Regions from separate parts of the Homo sapiens genome. Here region 1 is linked to region 2. Evidence: chromatin contacts called from ENCODE Hi-C or POLR2A ChIA-PET data. All regions are on one chromosome and are shown on one strand. The core of a region is the stretch at or near the end of the contact, and the rest is flanking DNA. Distances in the headings are between cores, read along the strand shown. Region 1 overlaps ARPC1B (actin related protein 2/3 complex subunit 1B). Region 2 holds the start of ZSCAN21 (zinc finger and SCAN domain containing 21).

Region 1 (7,845 bases), core at 3,610-6,109, 670 kb after region 2:
CAGCGACTCATCCTCCCGTCAGCCCAGCTCAGCCCCTGCCAGCCTGTCCCTAGCCTCCTCCACCTGCCGCTGAGTGTCAAAGGAGCCCACCAGGCCTGACGGGGGTGAGATCACGGTCTCAGCCCAATTCCTCAAACACATCTCTCCCCGCCTCCGTGACTCAGTTTCCCAGCATCACAGGGACCTGGAAGTGGAGGAGCCCAGTGGCACTGCTTGCCCAGCCACATGCCCCGGGACACATCACCTGCCTTCTTTTAACCTCAGTTTTCTCATCTGTAAAATGGGAACAGGAATCCTGCCTCCCAGCAGAGATGCTGAGAGCTGGAAGCAGATGACACACCGCACCTGGCCTCTATGAGGAGGAACCACGAGGCGGTTACTCTTAGCCTGTGATGGATGTGATATACCAGCCCTTTGAGGAGCAGGCCTCCCCAGCCAACCAGAGGCCAATCCTGGGGCACACAGGCATGCACCTGCCTCGGGCTTCCGTGCTGGCTGTTCCCTAGGCCTGTGACACTCTTCCCCCAGATACCGGCACACACGGCTCTCGCTCTGGTGCTGCCACTCAAGTCTGTACTCAAATGTCAACTTTTGGGGAGGCCTTCCCTGGAAACTGCAGCACCTTCCACGGTCCGGCACTTCGTAATTCCCTATTTCCGATTAAATTTTCTCAGCAGTCACCATCAGACATGCACTCACTGATCTGGCCCGCTGCCTTCCTCCCCTGCTGGAATAGAACCAGCTTGGCAGAGACACATTTTTGTTCTATCTTGTTCTCGTTTCTATTTCCACTGCTTAAATGCTTAGCACATAGTAGGTGCTCAAGAAATATCCGCTGAACAAATTTTTCATTGCCATTAGTGACCAACAGAGTACGTTCTCAGAAACGTGTGTGTGTGTGTATATTTGAGAAAGGGTCTCGCTCTGTTGCCCAGGCTGGAGTGCAGTGGTGTGATCACAGCTCACTGCAGCCTCGACTTCCCAGGCTCAAGTGATCCTCCTGCCTCTGCTTCCCAAGTAGCTGGGACTACAGGCTCACGCCACCCTACCCAGCCCTCAAAAATATTATCATTACATAGGTTAGGAATGAGGCCAGGCACGGTGGCTCATGCCTGTAATCCCAGCACTTTGGGAGGCCGAGGCGGGCGGATCACCTGAGGTCAGGAGTTCAAGACCAGCCTGGCCAACATGGTGAAAGACTGTCTCTACTAAAAATACAAAAATTAGCTGGGCGTGGTGGCGCACACCTGTAGTCCCAGCTACTTGGGAGGCTGAAGCAGGAGAATCTGTTGAACCTGAGAGGCAGAGGTCGCAGTGAGCCAAAATCACACCACTGCACTCCAGCCTGGGCAACAGAGCAAGACTCTGTCTCAAAAAAAAAAAAAAAAAAAAGGTTAGGAATGAATGTGTGTGAAAAAATAACTTAAAAATAATAAATAAATAAATAATTTTATTAAATAGGGCCAGGCGCAGTGGCTCATGCCTGTAACCCCAGTACTTTGGGAGGCCTAGGCAGGAGGATTGCTTCAGGCCAGAAGTTCAAGACAAGCATGGGCGATACAGTGAGACCCTATCTCTACAAAAAATTTAAATAAAAAAATTTGCAGGTGTGGTGGTGCACATCTGTATTCTTAGGTATTCAGGAAGCTGAGGCAGGAGGATTGCTTAGCCTAGGAGTTTGAGGCTGCAGTGAGCTATGATTGTACCACTGTGTGACAGAGCCAGACCCTGTCTCTAAAATAAAATGTATTAACTAGTACCATCCAGCACTTTCTGGATACTCCCTCCTTGCCAGCTCTAGAAAAAAAAGTATCCTTTTTTTTTTTTTTTTTCGAGATGAAGTCTCACTCTGTTGCCCAGCCTGGAGTGCAATGTCGCAGTCTTGGCTCACTCCAACCTCCGCCTCCTGAGTAGCTGGGATTACAGGTGCGCACCACCATGCCTAATTTTTATATTTTTAGTAGAGACAGGGTTTCACCATGTTGGCCAGGCTGGTCTTGAACTCCTGACCTCAAGTGATCCGCCCGCCTCGGCCTCCTAAAGTGCTGGAATTACAGGCATGAGCCACCGCGCCTGGCCAGGTGCTCTGTATACATTCTTGACTTCAACACTCCCACCAGCCCTGGACTTTCAGGGAGGCCTGGCTGCACTTGGGGAGGGATGCCAGGCTCCAGGTCAGCTCCAGATGACAGATGTGGGGGCTGAGGCCACCTGCCCAGAGTCACCAGTGACAGCCATTAGATAATGTGGCTGCCTCCCTCACCAGACTGGCAGTTTTGTGTTGGGTCTCAGGGCCTGGGCTGGGAGCCAACCAGGACTGGGAACCCTGAATGCCCCAGGAGGCCGGTGGCTGCCCCGTCACTGCCCTGCCCAGGGGCCGGCCCATCCTGCACTGCATCTGGGCCCAGGCACAAGGGAAAGGCAGAACGACCTTTGCCTGGGGCTGCAGTTTGGCCCCACAGGGCTCAGTGACCAGCCTGCCCGAGGTCACAACACAAAGCCCCCTGCGCTCACTGCCTGGAAGGCCCTGTCCACCTCCTGCTCACTCCAGATCCAAACCGCTTGCTTTCACTTGTATCAGGATGTCCTGGAAGATTCCTGGAGCAGCACAGGACACACACACATGCACATGTGTACATGCACGGGGCAGGGACCTCATGTTTCCTCCATGCTTAGAACAGGACCCCGGTGGGTCCCCAGTCAGCATTTGCTGAGCAAGTAGACACACGCAGCGCAGGGTCAGGCCACGCACACAAACACATGCGTGTTCAGCCTCACACACACAAGCACACTTTGCATGTTAAGCCTTGCACACACACATGCACACTGCACCTCCCCACACTTTAAGCACATGTTTAGCCTTGCACACATGACCATACTCCCCACATGCACGTGTTGAGCCTCACACACAGGCACACTGCAGGCCTGCACACATGTATGTTCAGCCTTGCACACACGCAAGCGCACTGTGTCCACAAGCACACTTTGCACGTGTGGGCAGCCTTACCCAGAACAAGCACCCGGCACCCACTGGGGCTGCCTCTGCAGCCTCTCTCTCCTTATAAGGCCTCTTTGTGTAAGGTGAGGGCCCCGGAAGCACCATCTCAGCGCCCTCAGCCATGTCAGCAGGTCTGATGGGGGTTTCCCTGAGCGTTTCCTGTGTTCCCAGGCTGGGACATCACCACCCACATCTGATGCCAGCACTGTGCAGAGAGAAGCTCAAGGCCTGTGACTGATTCACGGTGCTCATCTACACCCCGACAACCCCCATGGTCCAAGGTCACCAGCAGGGCAGGGGCAGGGTGAAGGCCAGAAGCCCACTTTCACACTCCACCCAGGCTCTGGTTGGCCCCAGGACTCCAGCTGAGGCCAATTTTTCCCTCCCTTTCAGCCCCAGGAGGCCCAGACTGAAGGAACCTCCGGGGATGAGGGTGGGAGAGCCCAGACTCAGAACCCTGGGTTGATGCACAGACTCTGACATCCCAGCATCAGTGGTCACATTCTTGCTGTGTGCCCAGCCACATCTCTGCCCTGGCTGTCAAGACGGAGTGGCTGGCTCTGCTGAAGACAGCAACCCCCACGTGTGCCAGTGGGCAAGGGCAACCGAGAGGACTTGAAGAGCCCTGACCACTGTTTCTAGGACCTAGACATACTCAAGGGGCAGAGGAGGGGCTGGAAAAGATGGCCACAGTGGTACACTAGTGACTGGCAGAGGAGGGAGGTTGAGACCACACCTATCAGCCAATCACACTTCAGCATGAATTAGCAGAAATACTTCCTAGTCTGTTGAACAAACCCCTTAAATGGGGCAAAGAAGTGTTAAGGGGGCGAGAGACAGGAAGACTCATTTCCCTTTTTCCATAACTTCTGCAAAGCAGCTGAAACCCAAAGCGCCTCTGCGATAACTCCCCAACCCCCACATCTTACCAGTGAGGAAGTGGGAGAGCAAAAAGGGAGTGGCTTCTCTCAGCCAATGCTGCCACAGGGCTCCAGTCTCCTGCCTCAGGGATTCTAGCCGGGGACACTCCAACTTCATCATCCTCAGGAAAACCTCTCACCTACCAAGCCTGCGTGAGCCAGCGTGTGCTCACCCCCGCCTGCCAATTACCCTGCTCTGGATGTCTCAGGAGAAAAATACGAGGGCTGCTTCACCCACCAGTGTTGACAGCATAAGGTCTCAGTGATGGCTCCTGGGGGAGGGATCCAGGACACCAACCCACTATCACTGTGGCCCTGTGAGCCAGCACTGTGGGCCTGTTTGATGTTAAGAAACCAGAGAGAGGAGGGGATAGCCGGGCACAGTGGCTCACGCCTGTAATCCCAGCACTTTCGGAGGCCGAGGTGGGTGGATCACTTGAGGTCAGGAGTTTGAGACCATCCTGGCCAACATGGCAAAACCCCGTCTCCACTTGGAAAAAAAAAAAAAAAATTAGCCAGGCATGGTGGTGCCAGGCAAAGAAAGCCTCAGGCTGCCCAGCGGCGGGGTGGTGGTGGTGAGGCACTCTAAAGTCCTGGGCCTTGATACTCTCTCCCTTACTGTGCTGGGTTTACATTCTAGCTGTCTTCATACTGGCTGGGTGCCCTCAGCCAATATTTCCCTCCCATCTTAATCCAGATGAGGCTGGGGCTAGACTAGGCACAGGCTGCGGGACCCTTCTTGCCTGGCTTCCTTAGGTTTCCCTGAATCCAGAGGTTTGGCTGTATCAGAGGCTAAACCAAGGAGGAGTTGCCTGGAGGAAAGATCTCAGCATTACAGGCGCTCTGGGAAGTCCCCACCCAGCTCAGGCAGTTCTTGGATAGAGCAGCCAGCAGGCTAATTTGCACCGTGCTAAGCGGTTACTCAACTTCCTATGCTGGGTCAGAGCCCTTCCTACCCCTATCCTTCCCTCTCCAGCTCTGCTCTTGAAGTCTTACCAACCACGCAGAGTGAAGTCAAGAAACACACATGAAAACAATCGTAAGGTACCATTAAAGCACCGGTTAGTCATCCAAACAAAACAAAAACACACAAAATTCAATGCTAGCAGAGCTGTGGAGAAATTGTCATTTGTTGCTAATTGGTTTAATTCTTCTGAAGGGCACTCAATTCAACAAGTGGGTGGGACCAAATATTAATAGAACAGAATAACACTAACAGGAACTTGAAAATTAGCATTCTGGCCAGGTGTGGTGGCTCACGCCTATACTCCCAGCACTTTGGGAGGCCGAGGTGGGTGGATCACGAGGTCAGGAGATCGAGACCATCCTGGCTAAAACGGTGAAACCCCGTCTCTACTAAAAATACAAAAAATTAAGCCGGGCGTGGTGGCGGGCGCCTGTAGTCCCAGCTACTCGGGAGGCTGAGGCAAGAGAATGGCGTGAACCCGGAAGGCGGAGCTTGCAGTGAGCCGAGATTGCGCCACTGCACTCCAGCCTGGAGGACAGAGCAAGACTCCATCTCAAAAAAAAAAAAAAAAAAAAGAAAAAGAAAATTAACATTCTTTGGTCACATACACCCATTTGGTCCTAAGAAAACAGCAACACATTTTTCTTTCTTTTTCTTTTTTATTTTTGAGATGTAGTCTCATTCTGTCGCCCAGGCTGGAGTGTAGTGGTGCATTCTCGGCTCACTGCAACCTCCGCCTCCCAGGTTCAAGCAATTCTCCTGTCTCAGCCTCCCCAGTAGGTGGAACTACAGGTGCCCACCACCACGCCCAGCTAATTTTTGTTTTTGTTTTTAGTAGAGATGGGGTTTCACCATGTTGGACAGGCTGGTCTCGAACTCCTGACCTTGTGATCCACCCGCCTCGGCCTCCCAAAGTGCTGGGATTACAGGTGTGAGCCACCACGCCTGGCCCCATTTTTCTTTTTTAAAAGCAAACAGGTGGGGTGCCATGGCTCACGCCTGTAATCCCACCATTTTGGGAGGCCAAGCCAGGTGGATCACTTGAGTCCAGGAGTTCGGAGACCAGCCTGGGCAACATGGCAAAACCCTGTGTCTATAAAAACTACCAAAAAAAAAAAAAAAATTAGCGGGATGTGATGCTGTACGCCTGTAGTCCTGGCTATCTGAGGGGCTGAGGCTGGAGGATTCCTTGAGCTGGGAAGGTGGAGGTTGCAGTGAGCCGAGATCTCGTCACTGTACTCCAGCCTGGGTGACAGAGTGAAACCTCATCTAAAAAATAAAGCAAACATGTTTATAATAGCTGTCTTTATAATGGTGACAGTGTGGAAAAACCCAGGTGACAATATGGAAAGAGTAAATTATGACATTAACATGTTGAGATGCTACGTAATTATTAATATTAGAAAAGACCTATCAACCGACGGGTGCGGTGGCTCACACCTGTAATCCCAGACTTTGGGAGGCGGAGGCAGGTGGATCACCTGAGGTCAGGAGTTTGAGACCAGCCTGCCCAACATGGTAAAACCCTCTCTACTAAAAATACAAAATTTATCTGGGCTTGGTGGTGGGCACTTGTAATCCCAGCTGCTCGGGGGGTCGAGGCAAGAGAATCACTTGAACTCGAGAGGAAGAGGTTGCAGTTAGCTGAGATTGTGCCACTGCACTGCAGCCTGGGCGACAGAGTGAAACTCCGCCACCTCCAAATAAAAAAAAAAAAGAAGAAGAAGAAGAAGAAGAAGCTGGGCGCGGTGGCTCACGCCTGTAATCCTAGCACTTTGGGAAGCCGAGGTGGGCGGATCACCTGAGGTCAGCAGTTCGAGACCAGCCTGGCCAACATGGTGAAACCCCGTCTCTACTAAAAATATAAAAATTAGCCGGGCATATTGGCATGTACCTGTAATCCCAGCTACCTGAGAGGCTGAGGCAGGAGAATCACTGGAACCCGGGAGGCAGATGCTGCAGTGAGTCAAGGTAGTGTCACCACACTCCAGCCTGGGCAACAGAACAAGACACTGTCTCAAAAAAAAAAAAAAAAAAAGAAAGCACGTATAAGGCAGGCGTGGAGGCTCATGCCTGTAACCCCAGCACTTTGGGAGGCCAAGGCAGGAGGATCGCTTAAGGCCAGGAGTTTGAGGCCAGCCTGGACAACACAGCAAAACCCTACCTCTACTAAACATTTAAAAATTAGCTGGGCATGGAGGAACATACCTGTAATCCCAGCTACTCAGGAGGATCCCTTGAGCCCAGGAGTTTGGGGCTAAAGTGAGTTATGATCAAGCCATGGCACTATAGCCTGGGCAACACAATGAGACCCGGACTCCAGAAAAAAAGAAAAAGACCTATCAATGGATTATGTACAGACATATGTAAGAAACAAACTTTACCGGCATCTATCAGGGCGATTTTACCCAGACCTTTCACCATTCTCCCCCTGAAGCAAGCCTGAGACATTTTTTGTTTGCTTTTTTTTTTTTTTTTGGAGACAGAGTCTCGCTTTGTAACCCCAGGCTGGAGTGCAACGGCATGATCTTGGCTCACCGCAACCTCCGCCTCCCAGGTTCTAGCGATTCTCCTGCCTCAGCCTCCTGAGTAGCTGGGATTACAGGTGCCCACCACCACACCTGGCTAATTTTGTATTTTTAGTAGTGACGGGGTTTCACCACGTTGGTCAGGCTGGTCTCGAACTCCCGACCTCAGGTAATCTGCCTGCCTCGGCCTCCCAAAGTGCTGGAATTACAGGCGTGAGCCACCGCGCCCAGCCTGTTTGCTTTTTACCTTCAGTTTGTACAGGAGGAAACCCAGGCTCAGACAAAAGCAACGATTTGTTCAAAGTCACTCGGCTTCTACTAAATGACGCAGCTTGGGACTCTGACCCCAAATCTTGGAGGCCAGGAAGTTAGGTTCACCTGGGGGAACACTATGATCAAGGTGAGCAACAAACGCACGTTTATACTGTCAGC
Region 2 (7,110 bases), core at 2,504-5,003:
GTATGTAAGAGCCCTCCTCAGTGGCAGATTAACTTTACGTAACTGTTACAAAATTTAATACTCTATCCAGAGGAGGGCACCCTAAGACCAGGAAAGAAACCATTGTTTGGGCTGCTCAGCTTCTGTGATCTGGCCTGGGAAACAAGGCAATTCACCAGGGAGTCATGCAGCACCTGCTGGCATCACACAGGGAGCGTCATGTAGTAACATAACATTCATGTGCGATACACTCTGAGAACTTGGTGAATCCAAATTCACAGATGCCACTGGATCACATGATTGCCTCTGCAAATTACAGAAAAAAAAGTTTCCTTGGATGTTGCTGCTGGGCAGTTGGCTGGGTAAGCTCATTAGCTAAGTGATTTATTCTAGGCACATCAGTTCTTTTTTTTTTTTTTTTTGAGATGGAGTCTCACTCCGTTGCCCAGGCTGGAGTGCAGTGCCATGATCTTGGCTCACTGCAACCTTCGCCTCCCGAGTTCAAGTTATTCTCATGCCTCAGCCTCCTGAGTAGGTGGGATTACAGGTGCGTGCCATGCCCGGCTAATTTTTATATTTTTAGTAGAGATGGGGTTTCACCATGTTGGCCAGGCTGGTCTTGAACTCCTGACCTCAAGTGATCTGCCCACCTCGGCCTCGCAGAGTGCTGGGATTACAGGCGTGAGCCACCACGCCCGGTGGTACATCAGTTTTGCGGTGCACACAACTCAAATGTACAATGCATAAAGACTACAAACGAGTAGAGGGCCGGGTGCCCTTCCTCCTTCCTGCACTCACTCTCCTTGGTGATTTCACAAGTTGCATGGTTTTAATTACCATCTATATACTCACAACTGCCCAAACTGTATCTCCAACTTAGACCTCCCTGCTGACCTCCAGACTCATACGACCAACTACCCACTTGCCATTACCACCTGGATGTCCAGTAAGACATCTCAACCTTAACATGTCCAAAATGGAATTCCCATCTCTCCCTCAAAAGCTGCTCATCTCAGCTAATGGCAACTCTCATTGTTCTTTTTACTTGGACCGAAAAACCTGGGGTCATCCCGAATCCTCTTTCACTTTTTTTTTTTAATTTAATTTTTTTATTTTTTAGAGACAGTGTCTTAGCCTGTTGCCTAGACTGGAGTGCAGTGGCACAATCACAGCTCACGGAAGTCTTGAACTCCTAGTCTCAAGCCATCTTCTTGCCTTGGTCTCTCAAAGTTCTGGGGTTACAGGCGTGAACCACTTCACTGGGTCTTTATTTTATTGTTTTTCAATTACAGAGGCAGGGTCTCGCTTTGTTGCCCAGGCTGGCGTGTAGTGGTGCCATGACAGCTCACTGCAGCGTTGAACTCCTGGCCTCAAGCGATCCTCTCACCTCAGCCTCCAAAGTAGCCAGGACTACAGGTGTGCATCACCACATCTAGCTAATTAAAAAAAATTTATTTATTGATTTACTTATTTTTGTAGAAACGAAGTCTTGCTTTGTTGCCCAGGCTGAGGCATAACTTGAGCTCAGGAGTTCCGGGCTGCAGAGTTGTGGCTGTACCACTGTGCTCCAGCCTGGGTGACAAAGGAAAACCCTGTCTCTTAAAAAAATAAAGAAGCATGCGGCTAGAAATCAAATGCTTCATTACTAACTCACATTGTCTACAATCACAGTGACTTTTTAAAAGCTATCTAGACTGTTTATCTCAAGAAGTCCATCAAGCAAAAGTTCATGGTCTATCATAAACAGAAGGCCCTTGTTCTGTGTCCATTTTCCCTCCTCCTTTATGCCAATCTCCCACAGCTTATATGCCCTTATGAAAGCGCCCCAAGTCCATTCTGTAACAAGATGAGGCATAAAAAAATCAAATTACCATAGATTCTAAAAGTAGAACAGCACTTACCCACTTGTGCTAAAATGCTTCACACTCAGTCCGTACCTGAAAATCCCTAGGGGGCCCGGCGCCGTGGCTCACACCTGTAATTCCAGCACTTTGGGAGGCCCGAGGCGGGCAGATCACGAGGTCAGGAGATCGAGACCATTCTGGCTAACACGGTGAAACCCCGTCTCTACTAAAAAATACAAAAAATTAGCCAGGCGTTGTGGCGGGCGCCTGTAGTCCCAGCTACTTGGGAGGCTGAGGCAGGAGAATGGCTAGAACCCGGGAGGCGGAGCTTGCAGTGAGCCGAGATCGCGCCACTGCATTCCAACCTAGGCGACAGAGCGAGACTCCATCTCAAAAAAAAAAAAAAAAAAAAAAAAAAAAAGAAAATCCCTAGATCCCTAGGCAGCCAAATTAGATAATTCTTGAGCCACAGAATTCCACTAATTGTTACAAGTTCTTCCTTTTTTTTTTTTTTTTTTTTTTTTTGAGACGTAGTTTCACTCTTGTTTCCCAGGCTGGAGTGCAATGGCGCGATCTCGGCTCACCGCAACCTCTGCCTCCCAGGTTCAAGCGATTCTCCTGCCTCAGCCTCCTTACAGGCATGTGCCACCACGCCCGCCTAATTTTGTATTTGTAGTAGAGACGGGGTTTCTCCATGTTGGTCAGGCTGGTCTCGAACTCCCGACCTCAGGTGATGCACTCGCCTCGGCCTCCCAAAGTGCTGGATTACAGGCATGAGCCACCGCGCCCGGCCACACAAATTCTTTAACCTGAATCAAATTCCGCATCATTTCAAAAATCCTAGGTTAGTCCAAGACCAATACTCACTTTCTCCATAGCAGCCTTCCAACACTTGAAAACAATTATCTTGCCTCTTAATTCTTTTCCTCTCCACAGCTCAACTGTTCCTTAGATTTCGTGGGTTTCCAAGTACCTCACCCATCAAATCAACGTTCTTTTTTTTTGTGAGACCAAGTGTTGCTCTGTCGCCCAGGCTGGAGTGCAGTGGCGTGATCTCGGTTCAGTGCAACCTCCACCTGGTGGGTTCAAGCGATTCTCCTGCCTCAGCCTCCTGAGTAGCTGGGATTACAGGCGCGCTCCACCACACCCAGCTAATTTTTGTATTTTTCGTGGGGACAGGGTTTGGCCAGGCTGGTCTCGAACTCCTGACCTCAAGTGATCCGCCGGCCTCGGCCTCCCGAACTGCTGGGATTACAGGCGTGAGCCACCGCGCCTGGCCCAAATCAACTTTGTCCTGACACTCTTTTATTTATACATGGTTCTTTAAGACTGTTTTTCTAAACCATGAGCAGATCCCTATTCTGTGTGTGTGTTCTAGCCCGAACAAAGCCCGAGGGGACTATTTCTTCCCTTGGATTTGATTCTACCCAACACTTCTAATGAGGTTCGGCTTCCCACAGGTTTCCAACACCTTGGGCGTATTGCCATCAATGAGCCTTGCGTTCGGACCTCCAGTTCAGAGAAAGGGAAAAAAGGCGGCCACGGTCAGACTGATAGACGGCTTGGCTTGGGGAACGCACAAAAAAAACTATTCTGGAACGCGAAAGAACTTCCAAAACATCTGTTCTTCCAGCTTTCATTTGTTAAAGCCCCAAGTGGAAGAAAAGGCTTTCCAGGCAGCCAGCGCCCCCACCAGCTGGTCCTGGGCGGGGACGAGGAGCTCCTCCCCACAGCCCTGCTAGGACCGGTCTAGGTGGGGTCCTCGGAAGCCACAGCTGCTAAACCCACTCCTCCCTCCCCAGACCATTCAGCCACGGCTCCCTCTCCTGTCCGCCTCGCTAACCCGCGACCAGCAGGCTCACCATGAATCAGAGCCGCTCCGGGTACCGGGAGACCGCACCGCGTACCTCGGGACCGCGCACCCGGAAGTGCGTCATAGCCCCGCCCCCGCGGAAAAGTAGTGCGGGGCCGTAGCGGCCCCTCTAGAAATTCGGGAGGTCCTCTCTGTGTCTCTGGCCCTTGGGACATCAGGGAGGAGTTGAGTCCACCCCGAAAATGAAAAGCCAGGGACTCTTTCTGTTTTTACCGAAGACGGTCAGACCAGATGAAGGCTGCGGCGGTTCTCTCACCCAACCCCGACGCCCTGGGGCAGGGAGGGCATGGGCTGAGGCAGCCACCTCGGTCACCCTCGTGGACTTCAGAGCCCAAGGTCCCTGAGTACCCTTGGGATAAGCACAGGGTTCCTTGTCCATAAACCTGGATCGAGGTCACTGGATACCCTTGGGCCCAGCTCCTCGGTCCAGGTTTATGGACATGGAACGCTGTGCTTGGCCCGTGAAGCCAGAGATTGAGTTAATACTTCGTTGATGAAAACAATCAAACTGTAAAATATTTGAAGACATTTATTTTGAGACAAATATGAGTGACCAATGGCCCAAGGTACAGTCTCAAGAGGTCCTAAGAACATGTACCTATGATGGTCGGGCTACAGCTTGGGTTTATACAATTTAGGGAGACATAAGACACCAATCAAGACATGTAAGATGAACATTGGTTCTGTGGGAAAGGCAGGACAATTCCAAGCGGGGATGTTCCAAGTCATAGGTGAACTCAAGGATCTTCTAATGGGCAACTGGCTGAAAGTTATTGTCTAAAGACCTATAATCAATAGAAAGGAATGTCTGGGATGACTAAGGCAGGGGTCCCCAACCCTTGGGGCACAGACAGATACCAGTCCATGGCCTGTTAGGAACTGGGCCGTTACTGCAGGAGGTGAGCTGCAGGAGCAAAGCTTCACCTGTATCTACAGCCACTCCCCATTGCTCTAATTACTGCCTGAGCTCCGCCTCCTGTCAGATCAGCCATAGCATTAGATTCTTACAGGAGCACAAACCCTATTGTGGACAGTGCATGCGAGGGATCTAGGTTGTGCACTCTTTATGAGAATCTAATACCTGATGATCTGTCGCTGTCTCCCATAATTCCCCAATGGAACCCTCTAATTACAGGAAAACAAACTCAGGGCTCCCACTAATTCTATGTTATGATGAGTTGTACAATTATTTCATGATATATTACAATGTAATAATAATAGAAATAAAGTACACAATAAATGTAATGTGCTTGAATCATCCTGAAACCACGAAACCATCCATCCCCCTCCTGCCATCCATGGAAAAAACTGTCTTCCACAAAACTGGTTCCTGGTGCCAAAAAAGGTTGGGGACCGCTGAACTAAGGGGTTGTGGAGACCAGGGTTCCCATTATGCAGATGGAGCCTCCAGGCAGCCGGCTTCAGAAAGAACAGACTGCAAATATTTCTTATCAGACTTTAAAAAGTGCCAGACGCCCAGTTGATTCTCTCCTGGATCAGGAAAAAGGCCTGGAAAGGGAAGGGGATTCTCTACCAAGTGTAGATTTTCCCCACGAGAAGACAGCTTGGTAGGGTTATTTCAAGATATGGCAAAAAAACATATTTGGGGTGGAAATATTTTCGTTTCCTTCTTTATCTGCCATGTGATGTTATGCCAGAGCCTGGTTGAAAAGTCAGCCAGGTTATATAAAGTTAAATAAAACCTGTCTGATGAGGCTTTATGGTTTGAAGGGGGTGACTCTCCAGGCCCCTTAGATAGTAATTTGGGCAAAAGAAGAAAACAGTCAGAGTTTAGTCCTCAACTTTGCAGACCAGGGTCATGGTGACATCAATCAGAAGTAGCCTTGCCCTTCTGTGGGTCCTAAACTTCCTGAGCAGAAGACCTAGGGGCTGAACTCCTTCCAATGCTGCAGGACTCGATGAAGATGTCTTTGCCTGCCTTTTCCTCCTGCTGCTCTGGCTCAGCTGCAGGTTTCCAGACTGAAGAGTCTGTATTTTCCACCTCAGCACTACTCCATCGGGCCCCCTGTGAGTTTGCTTTTGTCTGGTCCTGCAAAACTCACATGTGTTGAGGAACACCAATATGGCTGCCTGCACGTGGAATTCCCTGTCCATACGCGTCATGAATTCATAGATACTCAATATCATTTTTCCCTGACATTTTCCAGGATAATTTAAAAATTTTTTATGTTTAAAGACATGCAAAATTAGAGAAAATGAGCCTCCATGTGCATTCTTTTGTTTCTTTCTTTTTTTTTTTTGAGATGGAGTCTTACTCTGTCGCCAGGCTGGAGTGCAGTGGTGCAATCTAGGCTCACTGCAACCTCCGCCTCCTAGGTTCAAGCGATTCCTCTGCCTCAGCCTCCCGAGTAGCTGGGACTACAGGCGCGCACCACCACGCTCGGGTAATTTTTTATTTTTTTTTGTATTTTAGTAGAGACAGGGTTTCACCATGTTGGCCAGGATGGTCTTGATCTCCTGACCTCATGATCTGCCCGCCTCGCCCTCCCAAAGTGCTGGGATTACAGGTGTGAGCCACCGTGCCCGGCTGTTTCTTTACTTCTCTAATAAACTTGCTTTCTCTTAAAAAAAAAAAAAAATGAGCCTTGGCAGGGCACGGTGGCTCACGCCTGTAATCCCAGCACTTTAGGAGGCTGAGGCAGGCGGATCACAAGGTCAAGAGATCGAGACCATCCTGGCCAACATGGTGAAACTCTGTCTCTATTAAAAATACAAAAATTAGCTGGGTGTGGTGGCACATGCCTGTAATCCCAGCTACTCGGGTGGCTGAGGAAGGACAATTGCTTGAACCCAGGAGGCAGACATTGCAGTGAGCTGAGATTGCACCCCTGCACTACAGCCTGGTGACAGAGTGAGACTCTGTCTCACCAAAAAAAAAAAAAAAGCCTCCATATACATTGGCCAGCTTTAACAATTGTTACATGGTTAGTCCTTTTAATTCATTCCCCCATGGTCTTGAACTCGTGACCTCAAGTGATCCACCTGCCTCAGCCTCCCAAAGTGCTGGGAGCCACCGTGAGCCACTGTGCCTGGCCCCAAAATCTCCATTTTATAGACCAGGAAACAGGCTCCAAAAAGTCACTTTTCCAATATCACACAACTGATACGTGGGAGCATCAGGAGTGAAACTTGGCCCCCTTTCTCCAAAGCCTGTGCTCTACTGCCTCTCAGTTAGACGGGGAAGAAAGAGATGGGAAATGGAAACAGGATCACCAGGACAGAGGGAAGAACCGGGAAACCTACACACATTTCAAGAGCCACACCTGTGTCGATGCTTTGGTGGGGCTCCATTCAGCCTCTTGGTCAACGGGTCTTTGTCTAGTTATGAAACCATTAAGTGGTTATGCTGGGGCTTGAAGAAAATCCATCTATTTCCAAACCCATTGTCCTTTC

What was found. A loop is a pair of places that touch in the nucleus more often than their neighbours do. ChIA-PET counts read pairs that join two places held with the same protein, here RNA polymerase II (POLR2A). Pooled maps may share reads with other maps.
Region 1: a pooled map shows a loop between it and region 2 (3-fold over the local background). The contact joins the enhancer-like site here to the promoter of ZSCAN21 in region 2. A Hi-C loop is called at or near these places in 2 of 50 pooled maps. POLR2A ChIA-PET finds 5 or more read pairs at or near these places in 3 of 52 experiments (GM12878, WTC11 and activated CD4-positive, alpha-beta T cell).

The regions. Positions count from the first base shown.
Region 1 is chr7:99,376,390-99,384,234 of GRCh38, reverse strand. All of the region lies in intron 1 of ARPC1B (actin related protein 2/3 complex subunit 1B), which reads right to left. Among named protein-coding and RNA genes, the nearest start is that of ARPC1B, 5.6 kb to the right of the region's middle. RefSeq lists enhancers at 2,999-3,318, 3,919-4,238. Within about 2 kb of position 4,859, at least 32 of the 41 ENCODE cell types and tissues checked have a DNase peak (open chromatin) inside an H3K27ac peak, as active enhancers do; they include GM12878, where a contact is called at or near this core.
Region 2 is chr7:100,046,417-100,053,526 of GRCh38, reverse strand. It overlaps ZSCAN21 (zinc finger and SCAN domain containing 21), which reads right to left and starts at 3,753. Exons shown (of 4, transcript NM_145914.3): 1 at 3,686-3,753. RefSeq lists an enhancer at 3,232-3,851.